2 separate regions of the Homo sapiens genome follow, and region 2 is linked to region 1. A link is a contact called in ENCODE Hi-C or POLR2A ChIA-PET data. All regions are on one chromosome and are shown on one strand. Each heading gives the region's core, a stretch centred on a gene start or an enhancer-like site at or near the end of the contact. The rest is flanking DNA. Distances are from core to core; before and after follow the strand shown. Region 1 holds the start of MSANTD2-AS1 (MSANTD2 antisense RNA 1). Region 2 holds the start of HEPN1 (hepatocellular carcinoma, down-regulated 1).

Region 1 (4,037 bases), core at 1,046-3,545:
TGGCTCACGCCTGTAATCCTAGTGCTTTGGGAGACTGAGGCAGGACAGCTTGAGACCAGGGAGCTAAAACCAGCCTGAGCAACGTAGAAGACCCTGTCTCTTAAAAAAAAAAAAAAAAAAAAAAAAAATTTAATGAGCCAGGTGTGGTGGGGCATGCCTGCAGTCCTAGCTACTGGGGAGGATTGTTTGAGCCCAGGAGTTCTTCAGGTTGGGCAAGAGAGGGAGATCCTCTCTCTAAATATAAATAAATAAAAATTAAAATTTAACCTTAATGACGTTGAATAGAACAAATGAGATTCAGAGAAGAGTAGCTTTGTCCTATTAGCTACTACTTTAATGTCTTTGTTAAAAAAAGAGAAAGCTTAAGAAGTCCCAAAGATAAATGTTATCAAATACACTAATTTAAATTTGTAATGGAGTAATTAATGGGTGGCAAATTCCTTGAACAATAGTAGGTTTTAAATATCTTAGTTTGTGGACCCAGTTTTCTAAGCAACAACATCCCCAAAGAAATACTACTGGAGCCAAGACCTGGAGAACTTTGGTGCAATTTCCCTCCTTTAGCTTACTCTAACTCATGATTGCGCCTATTAGACTTTATTATTGCTCTTTAGTGTGATCATTCTTATTTTATAATTGTTCTTGGTGGTTTTTATCCCCCCTCAAGAAGTTCCCAGAAAAAGTGCCAGCTGTATCAGAAAAGAAGTGCACAGATAATAGGATAAGTAGTTCAGTAAAAACTGGGAGAATCCTATCACAATCTTTTTAGCAGCCACTACGATGAGGAAATGAGCTTAACTAAAATACAACTCCTTATCTGCCAATAATACAAATATGAAAGCCTAGAGTCAGTTCTAGTAGCAAAATCTTAACCTGGCTAAGATTTCTAGCCCAAATTAAGCCTCTGCATTTAAACATGCAGGTACACAAGGACGGCCAGATGCACACTGAGAGTTCTACTTGTCACCACATCCGGCACAGAAACTGAAGCAGGGAAAAACTGGCTTTCCTGAAGGAGCTTCCTAAGAAACCGCAGGGCCTCAAGCCAATCTAACTCTGGAGGCATCGACAATCCAAATTCCAGACCAACTCTTGGCCAAGCTAACTTTTATGGTGTACACTAACTCCGCGGTAACAATACACAATCTGGCTACAATCAAGCCTTTCCAATTCTCCAAAGCATCTCTAGTCTTACTCGTCCTTCGTAGCTCAAGATAGAAGCAAAGCGACTGACACAAAGGCCAGTCGTCCCAAGGCGCTTTTTCTATGGCTCCGCTACGGCCACTTATTAACTATTCCTAAACTAGGGGCTCAATGCCCCCCCCTTCTGCCCTTCCTCAATCCTGCCCCGGCCGGTAAGCCTCTGCCTGGGAGCCCCTCCGCCTGGAACAAAGCGAGGGGCCCCGGCGGTGGGGGCAAGAGGCGCCAGCGGCACGGGGACTGCCGCACGGCGCACAATGAGAAACTACCAACTTCAGAGCGCAGGAACATCTCAATTGGCAAGAAAGAGGGGCGGCGGCAGGCACGCCCAACTTCAAACTCAGGAAACCTACGGGCTGGCGGCCATCTGGGAAAAAGCCCCCTTCCCAGGGAGAGAAGAAAAAGGCGGAGGAGATGCGAATCGCCCACCGGGCCCCGGAGGAGAGCCCTGCCCTCAGACCGGCCCCCGCCCCCGAGGCCCGCTTCCCCGCCTTCTCTCTGCCTCTGGTTCGCTGCCCCAGGCCGGGCGGCCGGTTACCTTGATGCGCTCCCGGCACTGGGACGGGGTCCGCTCGTAGCCCAGCTCGGCCAGGGCCCGGGACACGCGCTCGTACATGGCTGGCCCGGGGGCCTTGCTGCCGAACACCGTGCCGGCTCCCTCCAGCTGCTGGTACCGCGCCTCCACCAGCCGCTCGTTGCCCCACACTGCGATGAGCGCGTTCGTCTCGGCTGGCGTCCACGACATGCCCCGGCAGGCGGCGGCGGCGGCTGCCGCAGCCCCGCCACCGCCGCCACCAGGGGAGAAGGAGACCGAGGACGAGGCGGCGCTGCGGCCCCCCAGCCCCAGCCCGAGACCCCCGGACGCCGCTGCCCCCGAGCCCGCCGCACTGCCCGGCCCGAGCGGGGAGGCACCCCGAGGCGTGGAAGGGTCGGACAGCGATGGATTTCCGTCGCTCAGGCCACCAGGAGAAGCCGGGGAAAGCACCTCCATCTTCGGAATTTTTAGCGGCGAGTTGGCGGGCAGCTCCGAGCCACAGGGCGCAGCCATCTTCCAAGCGGCCGCCGCTGCACCGCCCGGAAGTGACGCGCCCGCGCATCCGGCCACCGCGGTCTCCGGGGCTGCCCTCGGGCCTGGCTCGCCCGCGGGCGGATGGCTCCGGGTCTCTGCTGCTGAGGATGTGGCTGCCGGGCGGAGGTCGTCCACTCCCCTGGGCCTTTCTCCGCGAGCCCTCCCACGCCGCCCGCTCCTCTCCCGGGGCGAAGGGCGGGGACGAGGCGCGCCGAAGCCCCGAGCTGAAGAGAAGGGTGGGGGCATGAGGGCGCTGGAGTGAGGAACAGATTGGAGCCTTCCCACTTCCTCTCCAATCTCAGCCCCCGGGAGGAGGGGTGAGGCCCTCGAGGGGGCCCGGAGTTAAGGAGGAATAGACCGTTTCTCTCTCTCCTGTCTCCCCCGCCTCTGCCCGTCTTCCCTCTAAGCCGGCCTCTAGGTGCAGAGGCTGACGTCCAGGATGGGGACCGGGGAAGCCTCTGGAGGGTATATCCGGGAAGGCACCAAGGCTGAAGTGAGAGCGGTTCTGGGGAAGGCTTTAAAAAGCAGATATGGACCAGGGTAGAGTTCGTACGCTGTAGCTTTTCAAGAACACCGATCTCATTAATTAAAGAACAGCAACTATTTAATTCCAGTTATAAACTATTGTTTTCCAGTTAGTCTGGGTAGGTGTGGCCGTTTGTAGAATAGTTAGATTACATTAGTCTATTGCGTTGGTACAGTTGTCTATAGCTTGAGCATATAAAAACTCCTGAGCCCAGCAGAAAAGTTACTTTCCAATACCAGTCTCCATCCTCCGTGCTTTGGAAGTTGCATCGTTTTCCGGTTTTTCGTACTCAAAGAACACTGTCAATTATGACAGCTCTGTGACCTCTGGTAATGAATTAGTGTATTAGTCACTCCTGAAACGTTCCTTAAAGTGCTGGAACTTAACAGTAGCACAGCACATCCAGTACACAGCTGTACCGTATTTCCATATTTTTCAAAGCTGAAAATCTTAATTGGATATCTTGGATCATTAACTTAAAACCTCAGCGGATTTTTCTTTCAAAGCAGACATAACTGAGGATGCTGACCAATGAATGCAAATAAACTATGCAATATTTTTTAAAATAACAAATGTATGTTAGTTTTTTTTAAGCTGAGGTCAACTATGTTTTGGGGGGTATGTGCTTTTTTAAATTATTGTTTTATTTCAATCGATTTTTGGGGGTAACAGGTGGCGTTTGGTTACATGAATAAGGTTTTTAGTGGTGATTTCTGAGATTTTGGTGCGTCCGAGCAATGTACACTGTATCCAATGTGTAGTCTTTTGTCCCTCATTAGCCTTCCCCTTACCCCTGAGCTCCCGAGTCCCCAAAGTCCAATGTATCATTCTTATTGAAGACAGCTAAATTTTTAACTCTGAGACTCACTGGAGAGAATGACTGGTTGTCTTTGGGTGTTACTGAAAAGCCAAAGGATTAAGCAATAGGGATAAAGTAGAGGAGGAGATAATTGTTCTCGTATGTCATATGAAAATGCTAACCATAGTTTGTAAGCTAACAGAAGAAGCCTGAGGAAGTTCCCGAATTTATGATATCCTCTTCCCTTTTTTCCAAAGAAAGATGCAGTCTAGCACCTCAGTTAAGAATATGGACTCTAAAGTCAGACTGCCAGGCTTCAAATTCCAGTTCTGCGACCTCAGCAAAGTTACTTAACCAAGCTCTCAGTGCCTTGTTTTCTTCATCTGTAAAATGAGGATGACGTCACAGCATTGTTGAGAGAATTAATACAGGTAAAGTCCTTA
Region 2 (4,037 bases), core at 1,445-3,944, 120 kb after region 1:
TGGATCAAGGGCTCTTGAGTCAGCTTATGAATGCTGCTAAGCATAGGACTCTCCTTTCTAGGCAGTGGGCTCCACTATGGCCACTAGGGCAGGTCCAGAAATGCCATACAAGAGCTAAACCCTGGAATTGGGGACCCCAAGAGCCCACTTGGTTCTCTACCGCACTGAGGCCACACCGGTACCTAAGCTGCAAGACAAAGTCCCCTTTATCCTTCCTTCAACTTTTCTCAAGCAGAAGGAGCCCCTTCCCATAGCCACCACAGCTGGAAAGGTGCTTGGTGACATCTGAAGCCAACATGTCTCTTAGTCTCACCCAAGGCCAATGGCAAGTACTGCTTGGGTTCTATTGCAAATTATTGAGGGCCCTTGGGCTCTAGAGAGAGCAGGTGATGAATGCTGCCAGGACTGGGTCATTCCCTTCAAACCAATGGGTTCCCTTCTGGCCCAGGGTGTCTAGAAATGTTGTCTGGGAGCTAGGGCCTGAAATGGGGGACTCAGGACTCTGTCTTATGCCCTATCCTACTGTGGCTGAGCTTGTCTTATGCCCTGTCCTACTGTGGCTGAGCTGATATCCAAGTTGCAATACACAGTCCTGTTTACTCTTCCTGCTCCTCTCCTCCAACCACAGAAAGGAGTCTTTTTCAAAGCTGCAAGCTGTGATGCCTGGTGTTGGCAGAGGGATGATGCAAGCACTCCCTTGGCTGCACCAGCTGGTGTCTCACTAGATCATATGCTCAAGTCCACTGGCTTCAAGCCCAGCACAGCATCAGGAATCCCCCCTAGAATTGCAGTCCTTGTGTCCTAGACAGACTTTTAAAAGTTTATTTAGGACCCCAGAGCACTTTAACCCATGGTCGTGAGTCTTTTTGGAATTCAGGTTCCAACCACTGGGATGTGTAATTCCTCTCTGGCGAGGGCTGGTCTAAATGCTCCTTCTGTGGGTGCTGGCTGAGTTCTGCCTGGTGTTGTTTCTCCCTGTGACAGGGCAGCACTGCGTTCCAATGCAAAGCCCCACAATGACTGCACTCTCCCTCCCGCAAGTGCAGAGATTCTCTCTCTGTTCCATGCGGCAGCTGCCGGGTGATGAGGGAGGGGTGGTGTCAGCAATTCAAGACTGTCTTTCTTACCTTCTTCAGTGCCTCTTTCAGTGATATGAAGTTAAAACCAGGTATTGTGATCACTCATTGGATGTTTGGTTGTTATGAGGGTGCTTTTTTTGTGTGGACAGTTGTTCAATCTGGTGTTTTTGCAGGAAGACAATCAGTGAAGGCTTCTATTCAGCCATCTTGCTTCACCTCCCTTGGTAATCTCATATTTAATGAGTGCTAAGTACTTTGAGCTCACTGTGCTTTTAAATTTTGTTTTACTTCTGACTGCTTAAAAATTTCCCCCATCTCTGGCAGGGAAGTGGCTCATGCCTGTAATCCCAGCACTTTGGGAGGCCAAGGTGGGCGGATCATGAGGTCAGGAGTTTGAGATCAGCCTGGCCAACATAGTGAAACCCTGTCTCTACCAAAAATACAAAAATTAGCTGGACATGGTGGCACGTGCTTGTAGTCCCAGCTACTCGGGAGGCTGAGGCAGGAGAATCACTTGAACCCAGGAGGCAGAGGTTGTAGTGAGCCTAGACTGCGCCATTGCACTCCAGCCTGGGTGACAAGAATGAGACTCTGTCTGAAAAAAAAAAAAAAATTCCCCCATCTCTTGAAGCCAGCAATGCAAAACAAATATCATTTAAGCAAGACCTAGTTGTTTTGAAACAGGAAGACCTCTCAAACATCTAGTCTCAAGTATTTAGCAGAGAAGTTCCACATATCACTTTTTACCTGTTGCAATCTGGCTTTAACCCCTACTACATGTCTGAAACTACTTATGCCAAGTCACTCAATGTTTTCATTGTTGCCAAATTTAACATGCACTTTTAACTTCATTTCATATGTGAGCCCCCTGCCCTTGTAGTCCCGAATGCTCCCTTTTTCTTGAAACTCTCTTGTTCTTTTGATTGTGTGATATAGTTATCTCCTATATATTCTCCTATCTTGCTGGCTGTGCCTTTTAAGCCTTCTTGGTGAAGTCCTTTTAAATTTTCTACACATACTGATGCCTCAGAAATCTATCTGCAGCTTTCTTCACCTTCTACTTTGTATACTTTCCTGAAATAATTTCATCAACTGCTAGGCTCAGTACCCTGAATTCCCCCCCATCGTGTCTTGCACTTCCAAGCTTTTATACATGCTTCTCCCTCTGCTTGGAGTGTGTCCTCTCATACTTTTAAAAACCAGATTAACTAACAAGTCTTTCTAAGAAAGACTCAACTCAGGTCTGTTCTCCTCCAAGATGCCTTTGCTGACATCTAATCTACATGCTCCCAGAGCACCTTGTATCTACTTCTGCCATTGCATTTTACACACTATATTGTAATCTGTTTACTGATCTGTCTTCCTGACATAGTTATGCTGTATCAGCAGTGTCTAGCACAGGGCCTAGTCCATGGTAGGTAAACAAATGTTTGTCGAATAAATAAAAGAACACCTGAATAAGTAAATGAATGAACGGGTAAGTGATTTTGGAACGGACAATTTGGGGTTTGGAAAGAGGGTAAAGGAGGTGAAAGGAGAAGAAGAGAAATGACTGGTATATTTAAGCAGCTTGTTTTGTTACCCTTGTTTATGTGGAATAAAGTTGTCATTTCATTTCATCAAAAGTTTATTGAGCATCCAGTATGTGCTAGGCACTCTGCTGGATGCTAGTAATACAAAGATGAAGATGAAAACAACACAAAAACAAACCCCACTTCCTTACTTACCCCTCCCCACCCCCAATTTAAGGCAGATTTGGCTTAAGCCTGGCAAGCTGGCCCCTCAGGGATTCAGCACCAGGGTATGGCATGTTCTCATCTCACCCTAACCTTCACCTGTGCATCTCAAGGCTGACCAGCAGGTACTCCTTATCCAAGTCCTGCTGCCTCTTCCACCTTCTTGAGAAACTTTTCCCCTACATGCATTATCTCATTATGGATGAGGCACCTGGGAAGTTTAGGGGAGCTGCGAAGGCACACCTGCTCAAATGAGCCTGGGGAAGTGCCGAGGGACAGGGAGCTGAGACAGGCATGCTGTGGGGTTCAGGGCAGAGGGGGCAAACTAGAAATGTCAGTGCCTTTGGGGCTGAGACAAAACTTGACCTGGTGTGGAGGTGATGGGTAACTGGGGCCTTGGAATTGCTCCATGGGTTGATGGCGAATCAGAGCTGGAGTTTAGGAGACTAGGGATGCAAGGACCCTTGGAGGCATTAAGGAGGAGGGAATGGAATACACAGAGGGCCTCCTTCTCTTTCAGCTTTTTAATTGCCCTCTCTCCTCACACAGTAGATTACTGCCACTCCTATGAACTGTTCAATAGGCGGTGGCATGGGCATGTCCTGGCTACACAGCGGCCCAGCCTCTTTATTTTGATGTTAGTGTGATTAGGGAGTCTGCCCTTTTTCTGTGCCCTGGGACCTGAGCATGTGGGAGCAGGGCAGATGGGTGGCAGGAGGCCAGGGGTTGGATCATGTTCCCCCCAAATGCTGGGAAGCAATAAGCCTCCTCCTCCCCCCACCATTTCTCTGGAGATTAGGACTTATTCTCACAGCTGGAGGAAGCTCAACAACTTTCCTGAGGACAATGATTGTTTGAAAGGCTTGTTTTGTAAGGAAGCCAGGAGGAATATATGAGTTTGATGAGCTAAAACAGTTCCTCATTTGGTCTAGTTTTCGGGCCAGGGGAGTAAGTGAAATTCACTTCTCTATAAGAATAAGCCCATCCATCTCTTTTATTCATGAACAGAGACAGAAAGAGTGCTTGGCATGGCATGCCTCCGAGGGAGGCTGTGGGAGGAGGCCAAGCTGGCAGGCTCGGGTTCTTTGCCCTTGCTAGCGCCCAGGTCAGAGGGAAAAGGAATGTACTCGTACCCTTCCCTCACCACCTTGTAGGTCCCCAGGTACCAGGTGCCCAGGGAAGAAGGCCTTCACAATGATCCCCCCAGCTCAGAACAGCCCCT

The links. A loop is a pair of places that touch in the nucleus more often than their neighbours do. ChIA-PET counts read pairs that join two places held with the same protein, here RNA polymerase II (POLR2A). Pooled maps may share reads with other maps.
Region 2: a pooled map shows a loop between it and region 1 (7-fold over the local background). The contact joins the promoter of HEPN1 here to the promoter of MSANTD2-AS1 in region 1. A Hi-C loop is called at or near these places in 6 of 50 pooled maps. POLR2A ChIA-PET finds 5 or more read pairs at or near these places in 4 of 52 experiments (CD4-positive, alpha-beta T cell, H1, OCI-LY7 and 1 more).

What each region holds. Positions count from the first base shown.
Region 1 is chr11:124,798,133-124,802,169 of GRCh38, forward strand. It overlaps MSANTD2-AS1 (MSANTD2 antisense RNA 1), which reads left to right and starts at 2,296. Exons shown (of 5, transcript NR_103862.1): 1 at 2,296-3,124; 2 at 3,852-4,025. It overlaps MSANTD2 (Myb/SANT DNA binding domain containing 2), which reads right to left and starts at 2,274. Exons shown (of 4, transcript NM_001308027.2): 1 at 1,739-2,274. The coding sequence starts at 2,248. RefSeq lists silencers at 917-966, 1,197-1,276, 1,677-1,916, 1,957-2,626 and an enhancer at 1,853-2,460.
Region 2 is chr11:124,916,556-124,920,592 of GRCh38, forward strand. HEPN1 (hepatocellular carcinoma, down-regulated 1) reads left to right here and starts at 2,695. Exons shown (of 1, transcript NM_001037558.4): 1 at 2,695-4,037. The coding sequence starts at 3,196. The coding sequence ends at 3,462. It overlaps HEPACAM (hepatic and glial cell adhesion molecule), which reads right to left. Exons shown (of 7, transcript NM_152722.5): 7 at 2,650-4,037. All of the region lies in intron 1 of LOC107984406 (a long non-coding RNA gene), which reads left to right.